Linked DNA regions of Homo sapiens: region 1 is linked to region 2. The links are chromatin loops, found by intact Hi-C in ENCODE. Cell type or tissue: MCF 10A. All regions are shown on one strand. Each heading gives the region's core, and the rest is flanking DNA. Links, peaks and the distances in the headings are about the cores only. Region 1 overlaps NSUN3 (NOP2/Sun RNA methyltransferase 3). Region 2 overlaps PROS1 (protein S).

Region 1 (9,637 bases), core at 20-5,019, 190 kb after region 2:
ACCCTGCCCCCTTTTAATTTGGATCTTTTTAAAAAAATTCTCTACTGCTGCCATTCACTTAGACCTTCCCAATCTCTTATCTGGCATATTGCAACAGCCATGTTTAGTACTTACCTGTTTGCTTATTTTAGCAACCACTTTTATGGCACTATGTACCAGTCAATGTTGTAATCACTTTATGAATAATAACAATCCTATGTACAACCCTCTGAAATAGTTATTTCCATTTATATATAGGAAAGCTGAGGCACACAGAGGTTAAGTAACTTGCCCAAGTATACACATCTCACACTTTAACTTGCCCAAGTATACACATCTAACACTTTGAAGAGCCTTGAGAGTTTGTTGTACCCACTCTGTCATGCTGTTTCTCGGTGCTACCAAATTCCATTGTGTCACACCTTGAGTACAAACCTTTGCTCCCCAGAAGTCTGCAGTATTATGTTTGGACTAAAAATCTTATCTTTCTGGGCAGGCTCCTTCATGCCTTTGGGACTGGCTATGCTGTTCTTCTGCTAGGAATGCCTTTTTCCCTTCTCCCTCTGTGCAGTAGTGTGGGTTCAAATCCCACCTCTGCATCTTGTAGCATATGACCTAGGTGAGTTAATATCTCTGTGCTCCATTGTCCTCGTCTGTAAAATGGGGAAAAAATAGTATCTATTTCATATAATCATTTGGGAAGATAAAATGAATTTGTGTATATACAATGTGAATGGAATGTTGTTTGACGTATAGTAAGGACTTCATATGCATTAGCATTATTTTTGTTACTATGATTAACCACTTCATCAAGCCTTCTGTATGTCCCTTGGCAAAATTAGTTTTGCCCTTCGTGTATCCATTGCATTTTGTTGATAGAGCTATTGTGATTCTTTCAAGGTTTTATCGTCATAATTTACTAACTTGCTTATCTTTTTCCTGACAAGGGAGGGTTTTGAAGAACCAATACCTTGAGACTTGGGCAAGTCTTCTGCTTATTCCCAGTTTTGTCAGTGTTTGTGTACTAGGCATTGTGCTAAGCACTGAGAATACAAAAATGGACTGTATATATCCTGCCCTCAAATACATGTATGATTAATTGGATAATTAATGGATACTTAATAAATGTATGATTAATATAAGCATTAATTAGAAATATTTATTAACTGTGGAAATTTTACATGTACTTTATAGAAAGCAAAACAAACAGACCATATAAGTCTGAACTGTCTGCAACATCTTTTTTTTTTTGGACACTCTCCTCACTGACCGAGAGTTCACATACAGAGAGGAAAAAAAAATACACACACACACACACACACACATACACACACACAACCTGATAATATTACCATAATCTGTGAAGGATGTAGACTGAGGTGGTTAAGAAAGAGAGAAATGAACCAGTATCTAGATTTCTATATTGTCCTATATGTTGGCTTTACACACATTTTCAGCCTTAATCTGTGCAAATCTCTGTGAAGAAGTAACTTTTAGACACTTTAAAGTCAGAGGTTAGAACAATTGATAGGTATCTTGTAGTTGTGGCAAATTCAGTCCTGTGACTTAAAAGTCCACGCCTTTTCCTATACCATCTGTGCTGCTGTGAAGGGTCCAGAGTTGCATCCTTCCAAATGTATGCTCAGATCCCGTAGTATGAAGGACTCTTATGTTCAGGATTTTTAGCCTTTTGATGTTCCACCAGAAACGCAAAGGATTTCCTATCTGAGGTACAGTGAATAACAAATCTGGACATAAATTGCCCTTCTGTGAGATACAAGGAAGATCCATTGCCAAAATAGAATAGGAAGCCATCAGCTCTTCGTTAGCATCTCTGAGGAGTAAAAATAAAATGACTCAAAAACATACTTTGGTGCATTTCCATAAATTGATTTGTTTTTCATTTCTAACTTTTAAAAGAGTTGAATGAGCACCCTCTAGTGGATAATAATAGCACTAAATCAAGGAATTTCTCTTTTTTAGCTATGGAAATTTAAATAGGTTCTGTAATCTACAGGGTTATATTAATTGTGTTTAACAATTTCTAGATTAAATGATATTTTTCATCTTCGTCACTAGGACGGAAGGTAGGGTGGAGAGTAGAGTAGTAGGAAAAAAGAATAAAGTCACAGAAAAGTTGAATGAAAATTATACTATCAAATAATAAACATTATCGAAATGATACATTATACAGTTTTGCAAAATTTTAACTTAACTAGCTTTTAATTTTTTAATGCTTTAATTTTGTTAAAATAGTAAGTAGTTCAGAGAGCCTTGAATCAGAACTCCAATTTTATTCATTTACTCCAGGATTTAGGCCCCAGGCACTTAGCCAAGGAGAAAAATAAGTCAAGGCTCCCATATAAATGAGTTAGGGAAATGGGTAAGCAGGCAGGGTGACACACAGTGTGATATATTAGTTTAGCTTCATTAACTGTTTCTCAAAATTCAGTTATTCTTGTGTACCATCTGTCTAGTTTTACTTAATTTTTTTTTGGTCAGTTTTAATATTTTTCTTTTGTTTCTTAGGAATTTTTCTTTTGTTTCTTAGGAATTTATTTTTCTTTTGTTTCTTAGGAATTTAAGCTTATTTTATATCATTATCAGTAAATAGATGTGCCTAGCCTATAGTTGACAGACGGTGTATTTTTAGAGAATGAATGAATGTTGACAAGAAGATAATATACGATGGCTCACACCTGTAATTCCAGCACTTTGGGAGGCCAAGGCAGGAGATTTGCTTGAGGGCGGGAAGATTGCTTGAGGACAAGAGTTCAAGACCAGCATGGGCAATATAGCAAGACCTCATCTCTAGAAAAAATAAGCAATTAGCTGGGTGTGGTGGTGCGTGCCTGTAGGCGCAACTACTTGGGAGACTGAGGTAGGAGGATCGCTTGAGTCCAGGAGGTCGAGGCTTCACTGAGCCATGATCGCACAGCTGTACGCCAGCCTGGGTGACAGAGTGAGACCTTGTCTCTAAAAAAAAGAAGACAAAACAGACTTAGCATGTTGGAGGGAGGAGCAACAATGAGTGAGAAATAGAAAGACTTTTCAAGGGGGTATGTAGGCTCAGGCAAGTGACCGCAGTCAGTTTTCACATCCTCAACTTTCATGTATTCTCTTTCAGAAAATTACTCTGCCCCTCTGTACATAAGGGGGCACATATTCTCCTTTCCCAACCTGCCTTTCTCCAATTTCCCTTCACCCTTTTCACAAAAAGAAAGGCACACTTGCACCATTCTGGCTTCTATGCTATGTTCCTCCAGGTATTCAAAACCTCCATATGCCAGAAACTATTGGAGTGTCAGTGTGAGAAAGCAAATGACTAACAGATTCTCTGACAAGTCAGGTGGTTTCCAAGTTTTGCTTTCAACAAAAGTAAAGGAGCCTTGATTGAGATGTCAGCTATCAATTCATTTAAGACATTTTTGATGATAGGTTGCTAAGTGATTTGGGGATATAACTCCAAAAGAATTCAAAGTAAGAAACATTGCTATAACAAAATATATTTAATTCTCATCCACTTATTTAACTGAAGGTTTTTCTCAGCTTTTATAAAAAACACAAAATAGGCATAAAAATGATGTTGAATCCTGACTGATTTTATTATAGTAAGAAGTAATATTCATTTATGGATATATGGAAACAAAAGCTCATTTCATTAAGTATCCATTTCTTACCAATTTTTACTTTTATAAGTTGTTTTGATCGGTTTTGTACTAATAATATTATTGATCCCTGAATCCAGAAGTTACCATTTTAACACTTAGAGATTTAAGACCACAGGAAAAACAAATTTAGTACATACACATGTGTATATGTGGGGGCTAGAGAAGCATGATAGGGTGATAAAAAGATTTCAAGCATGAAAATATATTAAGATGAAGTTATATGAAGTAGAATGTAAATAAAAGAGGAAAACGAGCAGCATAAAATTTCCACCTGTTAAAGATGAGTCAGTCTATGAATTTTTAAATGGATGATGATGGGTATCAAAATCATTATGATATTTAGTTTCCACTGGGCACATACTAAAGGCAGTATAATTTGTATTTTAAAATGTCAATTTTTACAGTATGCTGGAAATTGCATCCTTTAAACATATGGTGAGATTTTAATGTCAACTTAAAATGTGTTTTTTTTCAAAATGATATCAGTGGTGCACTAGCAAATTTGCAGGTCACTGACCTTGTATGTCTCCAGTTCTGCTGGCTACTGAGGTACTTGCACTTCTTCTCACCTGGAAGACCAGTAAATGGAGCCGCTTCAGACTAACTGTGAATCTTGGGAAAAGGCCTGGAGTGTGGCACCTGGCCGCTGTTTTCTAGAGTCATCTAACATACATTCCCTCTACTGCCTGCTAAGCTACTTGCCCATCCATAAAAGCTTTGGATTCGGAAGCCACTTTCCCTCCAGCCCCAGGTTAGCAACCCACCCAGTGCAGGCACAGGAGGGGTTGTATGTGTGTGTGTTGTGGGGAGGAGAATGGAGGTCAGTGGCAGGTGTGTGCAAGGGGAACTGTAAGAATCATATTAATACACAGCTTTGCTTTCTCAGGGCTAGGAAGCACCAGCCTGAGCAGCCTTAGCAGTCCCTTCAAGAGTTGGTCTGTTGCAGCTGCTTCTATAGGCAGGATGTGGCAAGCTGATTTCATTGTTAGACAGAAGAGGGTTTCAGGGAGGTCATGGCCACTTGCACTAAGTGAGGGTTGGGGTAAAATTCTCTTTCTTGCCCCCTTTTGTAGCTCTGTGCTGTAGTACCAGGGTCTCACACGTTGGGAATCACTTCTGTTAGACTTTAAAGTCAGTCTGATTTTGAATCAGATACTTCTGCGTACTAGCAATGTGACCTCAGGTAAGTTGCCAAAATCTCTAAAAGCCTCAGTTAACCTCTAAAATAGGAGTAAGAGCTGCCTCTCTCAAGGTTGTTGTGATGGTTCTATGATATAAACATGCAAAATGAACATTGTACACATCCAGTCAGTAACATTTATTAATAATGATATCAGAGTATGGTGGAGGATGTGAACCGGGTGGTAAGTGGAAAGACTTCGTTGGAGAGAGAAAACTCCCTAAGTTGAGAACAGATAGGTGAGAGAGGAAAGGTTATTCAGGGAGGTTGGGGGCCGGGCATGTGGAGATCAGTAAATTTTAAAGAAACTTGTTAGAAGAAATCTGTATAGTTCAGTAGGGTTGGGTGTAGATCATGAAAGATCAAAAATTTCGTTTGTTCTATTTAGGCCTTATTTTGTCTAGTCACTAAAGAATGAGATAGAGTAATTTCTGAAGAGTTCTGCCTCAGTCTGCAATAAGTTCTTCTCTTTTTTTTTTATTATTATACTTTAAGTTCTGAGGTACATGTGCAGAATGTGCAGTTTTCTTACATAGGTATACCCATGCCATGGTGGTTTGCTGCACCCATCAACCCATCACCTACATTAGGTATTTCTCCTAATGCTATCTGTCCCCCAGCCCCTCACCACCCGACAGGCCCTGATGTGTGATGTTCCCCTCCCTGTGTCCATGTGTTCTCATTGTTCACCTCCCACTGATGAGTGAGAACATGCAGTGTTTAATTTTCTGTTCTGTGATAGTTTGCTGAGAATGATGGTTTCCAGCTTCATCCATGTCCCCGCGAAGGACGTGAACTCATCCTTTTATATGGCTGCATAGTATTTCATGGGGTATATGTGACACATTTTCTTTATCCAGTCTATCATTGATGGACATTTGGGTTTGTAACAAGTCTTTGCTCTTGTGAATAGTGCTGCAATAAACATATGTGTGCATGTGTCCTTATAGTAGAAGGATTTATAATCCTTTGGGTATATACCCAGTAATGGGATTGCTGGGTCAAATGGTATTTCTAGTTCTAGATCCTTGACCAATCGCCACACTGTCTTCCACAATGGTTGAACTAATTTACACTCCCACCAACAGTGTAAAAGTGTTCCTGTTTCTCCACATCCTCTCCAGCATCTGTTGTTTCCTGACTTTTTAATGATCATGATTCTAACTGGTGTGAGATGGTATTTCATTGTGGTTTTGATTTGTATTTCTCTAATGACCAGTGATGATGAGCATTTTTTCATATGTTTGTTGGCTGCATAAATGTCTTCTTTTGAGAAGTGTCTGTTCATATCCTTTGCTCACTTTTTGATGAGGTTGTTTTTTTCTCGTAAATTTGTTTAAATTCTTTGTAGATTCTGGATATTAGCCCTTTGTCAGTTGGATAGATTGCAAAAATTTTCTCCCATTCTGTAGGTTGCCTGTTCACTCTGATGGTAGTTTCTTTTACTGTGCAGAAGCTCTTTCGTTTAATTAGATCCCATTTGTCAATTTTGGCTTTTGCTGCCGTTGCTTTTGGTGTTTTAGACATGAAGTCTTTGCCCATGCCTATGTCCTGAATGGTATTGCCTAGGTTTTCTTCTAGGATTTTTATGGTTTTAGGTCTTATGTTTAAGTCTTTAATCCATCTTCAGCTAATTTTCATATAAGGTGTAAGGAAGGGGTCCAGTTTCAGTTTTCTGCATATGGCTAGCCAGTTTTCCCAGCACCATTTATTAAATAGGGAATCCTTTCCCCATTTCTTGTTTTTGTCAGGTTTGCCAAAGATCAGATAGTTGTAGATGTGTGGTATTATTTCTGAGGGCTCTGTTCTGTTCCATTGGTTGTATATATCTGTTTTGGTACCAGTTCCATGCCGTTTTGGTTACTGTAGCCTTGTAGTATAGTTTGAAGTCAGGTAGCATGATGCCTCCAGCTTTGTTCTTTTTCCTTAGGATTGTCTTGGCTATGTGGGTTCTTTTTTGATTCCATATGAAGTTTAAAGTATTTTGTTTTTCCAATTCTGTGAAGAAAGTCAATGGTAGCTGGATGGGGATAGCATTGAATCTATAAGTTACTCTGGGCAGTATGGCCATTTTCACTGTATTGATTCTTCTTATCCATGAGCATGGAAGTATTTTCCATTTGTTTGTGTCCTCTCTTATTTCCTCGAGCAGTGGTTTGTAGTTCTCCTTGAAGAGGTCCTTCACATCCCTTGTAAGTTGTATTCCCAGGTATTTTATTCTCTTAGTAGCAATTGTGGATGGGAGTTCACTCATGATTTGGCTGTCTGTTTGTCTGTTATTGGTATATAGGAATGCTTGTGATTTTTGCACATTGATTTTGTTCCTTGAGATTTTGCTGAAGTTGCTTATTAGCTTAAGGAGATTTTGGGCTGAGACGATGGGGCTTTCTAAATATACAATCATGTCATCTGCAAACAGAGACAATTTGACTTCCTCTCTTCCTATTTGAATACCCTTTATTTCCTTCTCGTGCCTGATTGCCCTGGCTAGAAATTCCAATACTGTGTTGAATAGGAGTAGTGAGAGAGGGCATTCTTGTCTTGTGCTGGTTTTCAGAAGGAATGCTTCCAGTTTTTGCCCATTCAGTATGCTATTGGCTGTGAGTTTGTCATAAATAGCTCTTATTATTTTGAGATATGATCCATCGATACCTAGTTTATTGAGAGTTTTTAGCATAAAGGGGTGTTGAAATTTGTCAAGGTCTTTTCTGCATCTATTGAGATAATCATGTGGTTTTTGTCATTGGGTCTGTTTATGTGATGGATTACTTTTATTTTTTTTCAAGGATTAATTTAATTTTTAAAACAAATACAAGTTATTGATTCAGTCTTCTCAATTTGACAGTCTACCTGTGGTATAACTGTCAGGTAAAAACATACATCTTTACAACTTGGTGGTCTCAAGTTAAAAGCAAACAAACAAACAAACAAAAAAAAGCCACACCATTTCACAGACAGGAAAGAAACAACATGAAAACAGCTCAAGAAATACACTAATGAGCAAAAATATATGGGGAAAGAGGAACATGTAGTTTTGACTTAACTGAACAAACCAAGAAGAAACTGGTCTACTTATGTAAATGTGCATCCTGGAAAGTCAGGTGTCAGGATTTTCAGGTAGGAATCTATATGACTTGAATCTTCCCTATTTCCTGAATAAAAGTGACATCTTTCTGTATTTATACTTCATGGCTCAGACACCTACCTCATTTGGCTCTATTCCTTACTCACTCTAGCCTTTACTTAAATGAGTCTGAAAAACTTGGCGATATAGCATAAGAAGAAAAATAATCACACATGATATTTTCATTTCTGTAGCTACTTTAGACCAGGGTTTGTTACTAGAAAATTCCTGAAGAAAATTTCAACGTAAGTCTGTGGCTTTGCTGAATCAAGCCCCCCCCCCCAATAATATTTAGAAAACACCCACTGTTTGGGCTAATAGCATTATTGGTGGTACCTATTATATAGAGGGATACCTGAACAAAGTCTGTCTCATAACCAGTGTTAAATCACTCTCAGGGTTGAGAAGAAAAAAAGGGGAGTCTAAAATCACAAGAAGTAAAGACGTATCTAGGACCCTTGTCCTTCTGGATCCATATTCCTTCAGGGTCTTCATCATTATAAATGTTCTCTGCCATTTGCCACACTTGCATGATATTGTCTTCTGATACAGAACAAATCACCCAAGGTTCATTGGGATTCCAGGAGAAATCAGATATCTTGGCAGTGTGACCACCATGAATAAACAACAACTCTGGTGACCCGTCTTCTGCATCTTCTGGGGATTGTTCCTCTCCAATTTTACTTAAATCCTAGACATTCAGTCTGCGATCAGTACCACTGGAAGCCAAAATAGTCTCACTGTGAGGTGACTACTGAACCTGGAATATTTCATCCATGTGACTCAGAGGAATGCAACATAAGTTTCAGATTTCTCAGATCCCACAAGGCAACAGTCTTGTCAGCTGATCCTGTGGCAAGAATGAACTCACTATAAGGATTGAAAGGCAGTTCACTTCAGCAGTGTGAGCGTCAACTGAGTGGCTTGGTTTGGAAGTATTGTTTGAACAAGTATCCCAAATCATAAGTTTCTGATGATCAGCAACTGACCCAAACAGAGACTTATGGAACAGATGCCAGGAAACATCTTCTACTACTACTGTATGCCCTGTAAAGATGGTCTTTGCATCCACCACATTTCCCTCCTTTGGAACAGCACTGATGTCCCACGGGTAGATGGTGTGATCATCTGAAGCACTAAGTAAGTGCCCACTGAGATTTGGCCAAGAAAGCCCATAGCCTTTTTTCTGATGTCCATGGAGACGCAAGTCTGAGTTGCAGTCTCCAGAAAGATCTGGTTTAGGATGTTTTGTATAGTCCAAGATAAGAACATCACTGGAAGGAGTCTTTGTTGTGATAATACAAGGATTCTGGGGCATATAACGGGCCCTGTTTACTTCTCCTTCATGGTTGATCTTGATTTCTATTTCAATTTTTCCACTAACTGAACCAAAACCTCCAAATTCTCCTTTCTCACTGTCGTAGTGTGATGCATCAAAATGAGCATCATCATTAGGGAGTTGCACACTGGCTATAACAAGATGTTTTTGTTCATCCAATGTGTGTGTGTACCCAGGACAAGTCGATGAATGCTGAAATCTTTCCCTTCTGGTCTGGTTACACCTGGAAGCCACTGGGCAGTTAGGCTGGGCCACTCCAGAGCCTGCGTCATCACCAAATCATAAAGAAAAGGGGTGTTCTTTTTCCATATTTTGTACTCCTTATGGATCACTCATTCTTCCAC
Region 2 (9,112 bases), core at 971-5,970:
AACTCACAATGGATATTCTTTAGCCCTTATTCTTCATCTTCAGTACCTTATGCCAAAAAAAAACCTTTAAATTTTCAACTTCTAACTTGCCAACACAGTGAATAAAGTTCCTACTTTACTATGACTGTGAGCTCATAGCATTTGTTAAGAATCCCTTTCAAGTTGGGCTAAACATCATAGATTATGCCACTTTTCCTTTTTTGAGAAAAGAAATTACTCAAATTCATTCGATTTTGAGGAAAGAAATTACTCAAAATCATTCATTTCTCTTGGGTTTTAGTACTTCACATGGAATTTTACATGCCTACTTTGCATGTAATTAATAATTTACCCATCTCACAGTTTATACTCTTAATATCTCAATATTTAGCTCCTCTCAAATCTTCCCCACTCTTTCTCTCAAGACATTTTGCCTGAAGTTAGTCCTCAGTGCTGTTGCCAAAATCCCGAAACCACTGAAATTTTGATAATTCTACTTCTTTTAAACTCTTTGTTGGTTTGATTTCCTAAAATTGCATTCAACTAACTTGTGGATAAGGTAGTAGGTAGATTTCAATATAGAATTTATTCATTTAAACTATAATTTTACTCCCTAATAATTAGGCATGCTCACTACTTACCTCTATCTATCTATCTATCTATCTATCTATCTATCTATCTATCTATCTATCTATCATCTATCTATCTGTCTGTCTTTCTATAGCTTTTAAAGCCTATTTACTTCTATTTCCCAAAACCCCAGATACAATTTCCATATATGGGAAATCAAGACCATGAGCAGTTTAAGCAGTATATTGAAGGTTATCAGAGGTCCAGACATCAAACTCAGAATTCTCCCCATGAGAATAAATTGCAAATGTCATCTGAAAATGCTTCTAAATAACTTTCTGCCTCTAATTTTCCATTTAAAGTGAAATATTGGTGCCAATTTCATATTTTCCAATATTCAGTTAAAGATGAATCTGTTTTTCCTCCAGTTTTCCCCATCTTGGTAAATGGAATCTCCATCCATGCAACTGCTCATGCCAGATACCTAAAAGTCATCCTTATACCTGTCTTTCAGTTATTAAATCCTATTAATTTTGTTTCTAACACATATCTCCGATCTATTTACTGTCCATCATCTTCATTGTTATCACCCTGGTCCTGCAGCTTCCTCAGTTTCCTCATCTGTAAAATGGGGATAATAATAGCACTTACCTCACTGGACTATTTTGAAAATTAAACAAGTGGATATATTTGAAGCACGTTAAACAGTGCCCAGACTGTTTGTTTTGCAATAGTTGATGGTAGTTAGATACTACAACTATTGTCACTGCTCACGCCTGTAATCCCAGCACTTTGGGAGGCCGAGGCGAGCGGATCGCAAGGTCAGGAGATCAAGACCATCCTGGTTAACACGGTGAAACCCCCTCTCTACTAAAAATACAAAAAGATTAGCCGGGTGTGGTGGCGGGCACCTGTAGTCCCAGCTACTCGGGAGGTTGAGGCAGGAGAATGGCGTGAACCCAGGAGGCGGAGCTTGCAGTGAGCCGAGATCGTGCCACTGCACTCCAGCCTGGGCGACAGAGCCAGACTCCATCTCAAAAAAAAAAAAAAAAAAAAAAAAAGCTGGATAAATGATAAGATGAACTGAATAATAGATGAATAAATATTGGGTAAATTAGAACAAATATTGAACTTATAAGACTATTGTGATGATGAAATAAAATAACATATCCTTTCTGGCTGGGATAGCCAAATGAAGCAAAACTTGATCAGCCTTAGTTCAACATTTTTAAACTAAACAAAACAAAACAAAAATATGCCAATAAAATGTCGGTACTAGCCCCTAGAAAAAGAATAATGAATACTGGATTTTATGTTCCCTTCTGATGCTTTTTTACTATAATTATATATTTAAAATATTATCGGTTTGATTAAAATATACTTTTTAAAACTGAAGAAAAAGTAAGCAGATACCTGGAAGGCCACCCAGGTATGTGGCCACTTTTGCTTTCATTGCTTTGTCCAAGACGGCAAGTTGTCTTTGAAGGTCTTCATGGGAGATGGTTTCTATTTTAAGTGGTGTCGACAACTCCAGATTGTTTCTGTTGACTCTAAATTCCAGATGAGATTGTTGATCGGAACATAGACTTAGGGCCTGTATCCGATATATTACAGTATTTTCAACAGATAACAGAATATCCTGAAGAGCAGAGCAAAGATTCAATATAAGCAAGGAGTAAGAGTAATGCTGCTTAAGAGTGACTTTTGAGTTTTTGAAAGTCAAAAACTAAATTTCAATAAGGAAAGAAAATGTATGATAGAGCCTCTAAATTTAAGGGAAAAATCACTAATTATTATAAGACTAATTTATAATAATTATGACTAAAATTTAAAATACACATTAGTTTTACAAACTCAAAGTTTAGCTAAAATATAAATGTATACTGGTTTCTGAAAATTCCGTAAAACAACCGGAACCTATAGGAGTGTCTTATATCTTTCTGTTTATGAGCCTTCCTAATTTCCAAGTTTACATATGAAAAGGGAAGGAGTTGAATCACTCTTTGTTGAGAAAAGACTTGGGAAATTTAAAATGCTTTAGTAAGCATATGCCAGCAGGACTAACAGGTTTCTTTGTGCCACACAAGCAATCCTACAGACTTGGGATAAAATAAATGAAGAGGCCCTGAGAAAGAAAAACCAGGGATTGCCACCAGCACGTTATAGAACATTTACCAGAAGATTCTACAGAAAGAAAATGTGTTCATTCTGCTGAACCTTTCAAACTGCCGTTATGCCTAAATTACTCAATGTGTTGAGTGTGATCTCTTCATATAGCTTATATGGCATAGAGGAAAGTGATAAAAACATAATCAGAAATGTTTATTTAGGAATCCAAGATACCTATTTTAAGTGAAAAGACTAACTTTGCAAATATAGGTTACTTGAGGAAATCTGTTATTGTGTTGTACATGTCCGTATCCTTAAACTCATTAAAAGAGATTGTCAATAAAGAAAATGCTCCAAAATGATCAATGATATCTGGAATAATGTTATGAAATATTGCATAGACCTTGAGAAGGAAATCTGACATGCAAAGAAAGAACCACGGAGGCAAACACTCAAAGGATAAATTAAATATCAAAGACATGGCATGCGTTAACCTCCTCCACTGCATGAATGTAGTGTTTAAGATAAGAATTCCATTTTGTTTAAAAAGAAAAACAAACTAGCAAACAAAAAACCCCTGAAATCCAAATGTAGAAAGCTCCTTAAAGGCAGGAGATTAAAACAAAAACAAAAACAAAAAAAAACTCATCAGGATATTTTTAGGTTACTTATGGTTAACCACCAGAAACTTCCCATCCTCCTCCCTGAATCATACTTTAAGTTGCAAACAGCATAACTTGTTTTACTACAATAGACATTATTCAACCACAGGTCTCTTTCTAAAATCTACTGAAAGCATCCAAGTCAGCCTTGGCATAAACATCAGCTTCTTGCTGTAACTTGTTAGAATGCACTGTGGATGACACATAGACAGAACGACTATGCTCTAATAGAAGTCTGAATAATACAGATTTTCTGATAACCCTCATATTTCCTTTCATCTAAGGCTTTTTCGTGTTCTTCCTCCTAATTTCAAATAAGAGTTGCCAGTAAGAAACCAAGTGGACCAGTTTTAACTTTCTCTCTTTTTTCCTAACTTACTCTTGGGAGAAAAGATTAAGAGTGTAAGAAAGAACAAAACATTATAATTAAGCACTGAATATCTGACAGTGCACTGTAATTAGACTCACTTCTATGTTGACAGTACAGACTAATTCCCACAACACATAAAGTATTCTTAATAAGGGTGGATCTCTATGTACTCGGATGGCTCCAAGCAGCCTGTGTGAGAGTCTGCCTAATCTTAGGTATAGATGCAGTAGGTTTTTCATTCCTCCCTCCCCTTACTTCTTCATTCAGACCTTGGAAACAAGCCAGAAAAAAAGTAACAATAATAGACATTTTTTGAGTCCTTAATGATGTGCTGGAGATTGTGCCAAACACTTTACATAAGTTACTTTATTTAATCTTCAAAATAGTCCTTTGAGGTAAATACTGCTATGTATACATTTTAAAAAATGAAAAGAAAAACAAGGCTTATATAGGTTTAGAGTTAAGTTACCTGTGATTTTTCAGAGGTGGAGTCCACCAAGGACACAGCAAAGGGCACTGTGTTGTTACCAGAAACCAAGGCAAGCATAACACCAGTGCCCGTGGATGGACGAATATTCAAGGTCACATTTACATGCCAACCCTCAGCACTGGATACATTATCTATTTAAAATAATGAAACAGAAGCATGATCAATGCACTCCTAAAGTGCATCAGAAGGAATTATTATTAACACAGTCCAGGTAATATTCAAAACTATCTTGTGTAATACTATTTCCATTCCCTTTCTCAATGATCTATATAACCTAGGCAAAACAAAACAAACTTTTTTGTAATGCAGGCAAGAAACATGCAAATGGAGTACCATCTTCCCGTTCTTCCTAGAAGAGAATTCTGGATTGTGGTGTTAAGGATTATCATGGATTTTCCCAGTTTGCTCTTTAACAGTGCTTCCTTCTCCCTTGCACATTCACCAATGCTCAAATCTCAGAGTGGTCATATTTCCAAGCACACGTTTGAAAATTCAACAAATTTACTGTAATAATTTAGGGAAAATCTGGGTACAGTTGCCATCATCACTCCAAAGGATAAATATGATCTATATACATAGGAGAGTTGGATAGTTCGATACTAGAGAAATACACTGACATCAGCAGTTAGTTTTGAAATCAGAATAGGAACCCTTGTTTTGTGAATCTCTTGTCATAATCCTTCACATTCTCTTTCTTAATTACTAGGTTAATTGTCTATCCCACTAACATGCAAGCTCTAGGAGGTATATATCTCTATCATTGCTTTGTTTTCCCCAGCACTCACTCAATAGATATTTGTTGAATTAATATGTTTCCAGAATAGTTGGATTACTAAAAATATTAGTTCATAATCTGAATGAAGTCTTCCTCATTTAATATGATGTAACATACAGCAAAGCCCAAATACCACACGGAGCCCTTGAAAGGGTAAATGTGAATAAGGAAAATCATTTTCCTTTGACAAGATGTTCTTCCACTTAGCCACATATAATGTCACTGTTTTTCATTATAATCCTGTAACTCCCATCCAGAAGAAAAAAAATATATAGACCGGGTACGGTGGCACATGCCTGTAATCCTAGCACTTTGGAATTGCCTGAGCTCAGGAGTTCGAGACCAGCCTGGGCAACATGGTGAAACATCTCTACTGAAAAAAAAATACAAAAAATTAGCCGAGCATGGTGGTGTATACCTGTAGTCCCAGCTACAACTCGGGAGGCTTGATTCAGGAGAATCGCTTGAACTCAGGAGGCAGAGGTTGCAGTGAGCTGAGATCACGCCACTGCACTCCAGCCTGGGAAAAAGAGTGAGACTCTGTCTCCAAAAAAAAAAGAATGTTTATATGTAATCATTGTGAAATAAGTAATTTTTAATTGATATATCATAATTGCACATATTTTGGGGTACATATGTCATTTGATAAATGCATACAATGTGTAATGCTCAAATCAGGGTAATTGGAATTTCTATCACCTAAACATTTATCTTGAAATAAGTAAATTTAACACAGAATATTAAACTCAAACTAAAATGAACACACGAATGTATAGAAGTTAAAATGTAACATTAAATATTAATTACAAAGTAGATCACTTACAAATTATCCATGAAATGATTAATTACTTATTAAAGTAATTTTTTTAGATACAATATAACTCTTATTTTCATTACCTTTTCAGGATTTTTTTCCTTTGGCCAAATCACCATGGATTTAGTTTTATCCTAATTTAATCCTCACCCCATTTATAACTTTAAAAAAATCTTTCATAGGCAGAACAGAACTAGGCATTGTATCAATTTGTGTTAGAAAAAGGGAAATCATTTTTGTAAAATTTGTCCTTAAAAATACAGTAAAAAAGGCTGGGCACAGTGGCTCATGCCTGTAACACCAGCACTGGGAGGCTGAGGCAGGAGTATCACTTGAGTTAAGGAATTTGAAAACTGACCTGGGCAACACGGGAAGACCCTGTCTCTGCAAAACATAAAAATTAGCAAGGCATGGTGGCATGTGGCTGTAGTCCTAGCTACTTGGGAGGCTGAGGCAGGAGGATTGCTTGAGCCCAGAAGGTCTAGGTTACAGTGAGCCATGATTGCACCACTGCACTCCAGCCTGGATGACAGAGAGAGACCCTGTCTCAAAAACAAACAAACAAATGTAGTAAATATAGACTACGAAAGATGGGAGGGTGGGAGGAGGGTAGGGGTTGAAAAATTACCAATTGGGTATCATGTTCACTATTTGGGTGATGTGTACACCAAAAGCCCAGATTTCACCACTACACAATATATCACAATATATGCATGTAAGAAATCTGCACTTGTACCTCCTAATTACATAAAAATTTAAAAATGTATTTTAATGTAGTAAGCACTTTTTTTTTTTTTTTTTTTGTGAGACATGCTCACACTCTGTCATCCAGGCTGGAGTGCAGTGATAAGATCCTGGCTCTCTGCTGTGTCAACATATTGGGCTCAAGCCATCCTCACACCTCAGCCTCCTGAGTAGCTGGGACTACAGGTGCATGCCATCAGGCTTGGCTAATTTTTGTATTTTTTGTGAAGATAGGGTTTCACCATGTTGCCAAGGCTGGTCTTGAACTCTTGGGCTCTAGCTCTTTGGGATCTGCCCGCCTCAGCCTCCTAAAGTGCTGGGATTATAAGTGTGAGCCACCTTACCTCGCCCTTTTTAGGTTACAAATAAACACAATTAAAATGTAATTTTTTTCTTAAAGCAGAGATATCACATTAGTGTTAACAATTTATAATGCAAAGTGTTAGTAGCTCAAATAATGAACTACTAAAAAAGAAAAAGACAAAGAATTCAATAAAATAATTAGAATTTATAAATAGCTAATAAACATATGGGAGGATATTCAAGTTCAGTAGAAATTAGAGAAATAATATTAATATTCAAACCTACAAAATTTAATTTTTGAACTATCAGATTGGAAAAAAACTAAAGCATACACTTTCTCATTCTGTTGGTAGAAATATTAATTGATAAAAGATTTTTGGAAAAGAATGTAATTGAACCTCTAATAATTATATATTTGCATAACCTTTGATAGAGATAACCTAATTCTAAAATTTTCTTCCATAGAATTAATCACATAAAGGTAGAAGGATGTATGATTTAGGATGTTCACAGAAGTATTACTTCTAAGGTTAAAAACCTAGGGTCAGTATGGCAAGATTCCCTGCTCCACTTAGGCTGTAGAAAAGTGGAAAGGGCACCACTCCCACCCTTACAACAACAAAAGCCAAATTATCTGCATAATCATGACTTTTCTTGAAACTATCAAAGAGCTGAGGTCGCAGAGCAACAAACTAACCAGAAACCTAAAGAAAGACAGGTGTTTCCAAGGAAAGCCAGAATGAGAACACTTTCTAATCCAGGGCAGACAGGAAATGCCATGCAATTTGGTAAAAATAATTTAGGTAAAGATTTAAACAAATTGCTGAACTCCATGTAGGGGCTGACGTAAGAGTTTAGAAGCCCTAGAAATTACAGACACAAAGACAATTCATGCTCATTCACAGGCTCTTCTCCACAGACCTTACCATGCACTCAAGAGAAAACAGAGTGCAGGGAAGGAGATCCGAAAAAGCCTCTCTCTTAATATGGTCCTGAAAGCAGCACCAGCTACAGGGAAGCCACAAAGCCCCATCTAGATCCTTCTCGGTCTCCTCTACACAACACAAGTTTTCAAGCCAGGAGAAAGGCAGCAAACCTTGTCATTAGGACACATATGAAGACTCATTGCAACTACAGATTAGGAAGAACAAACAAAAAAAGCTATCTATCATGCAGAAGGAGCAAGAAAACATATTGAGTCCTGATCACTAGACATCTCCCCTACTGATGAGAGTCAGGGAAGAGGAACAGTGAAAATTCCACACTCCTGAGACCCAGGGATACAACACCTGCCTAAGACTGAATTTGTACGACAACAACATAGAATGCTTCCCCAACCTCCGCATCTTCTCTGCCATGTTAGCAAATGTCAGGTAACAAGAGCACTCTGCTAGGGGTGGGCAAGACACTTGAGAGACACAAGTGGGAGAGACATTTTCTTGAGGCGTATTATGGAGGGAATACATAAAACTGAGCTGCTATGATGAAAAACTCTCTAGGCCAGGCACGGTGGCTCAAGCCTGTAATCCCAGCACTTAGAGAGGCTAAGGCAAGCAGATCACCTGAAGTCAGGAGTTTGAAACCAGCCTGGCCAACATGGCAAAACCTCGTCAAAAATACAAAAATTAGCAGGGCATGGTGGCGCACCCTTGTAATTCCAGCTACTCAGGAGGCTGAGGCATGAGAATCACTTGAACCTGCAAGGTGGAGGTTGCGGTGAGCCGAGATTGTGGCACTGAGCTCCAGCCTGGGTGACAGAGTGAGACTCAGTCTCAAAAAAAAAGAAAAAAAGAAAGAAAAGAAAAAGAAAAACTAGCTACCAAACCATTCCCTTATTCTAAGCAGAAGGTAGTATTTTGAAAATCTGAGGCTGGGTGCGGTGGCTCACACCTGTAATCCCAGCACTTTGGGAGGCCAAGGGGGTGGATCATGAGATCAGCAGTTCAAAACCAGCCTGGCCAAAAACACAAAAATACAAAAATTAGCCGGGCGTGGTGGCGGGCGCCTGTAGTTCTAGCTACTCAGGAGGCTGAGGCAGAAGAATCACTTGAATCCAGGTGGCAGAGGTTGCAGTGAGCCAAGATTGCATCACTGCACCCCAGCCTGGGTGACAAAGTGAGACTCCATCTCAAAAACAAAACAAAACAAAATAAAAGATCTGAAACCTGTGGTGCATTAAGGGTAATCCTGGCACCAACAAAACTTAAGAAGCTCAACTTTTCACTAGATTGATTCAATCCCATTACTAAGAGCCTAGCAAAAGAAATGTGCTCATTTCCAGACACAAATATTCTTT

What was found. Peaks named below come from ENCODE experiments on the same cell type or tissue, not always from the same donor. Only the 100,000 strongest peaks of a DNase experiment are listed, where the experiment ranks them.
Region 1: a loop joins it to region 2, with 6 times the contacts of the local background. A loop is called at or near these places in 3 of 110 quality-filtered maps.

The regions. Positions count from the first base shown.
Region 1 is chr3:94,067,505-94,077,141 of GRCh38, forward strand. All of the region lies in intron 2 of NSUN3 (NOP2/Sun RNA methyltransferase 3), which reads left to right. It also overlaps the pseudogene RBBP4P2. Among named protein-coding and RNA genes, the nearest start is that of NSUN3, 9.3 kb to the left of the region's middle. In MCF 10A, for the core only: a CTCF peak has its summit at 1,939 (motif pointing left); no DNase peak of the experiment used is centred there.
Region 2 is chr3:93,875,004-93,884,115 of GRCh38, forward strand. PROS1 (protein S) reads right to left here. Exons shown (of 15, transcript NM_000313.4): 13 at 4,160-4,311; 14 at 1,963-2,188. Among named protein-coding and RNA genes, the nearest start is that of PROS1, 94 kb to the right of the region's middle. In MCF 10A, for the core only: no CTCF peak of the experiment used is centred there; a DNase peak (open chromatin) is centred at 3,478.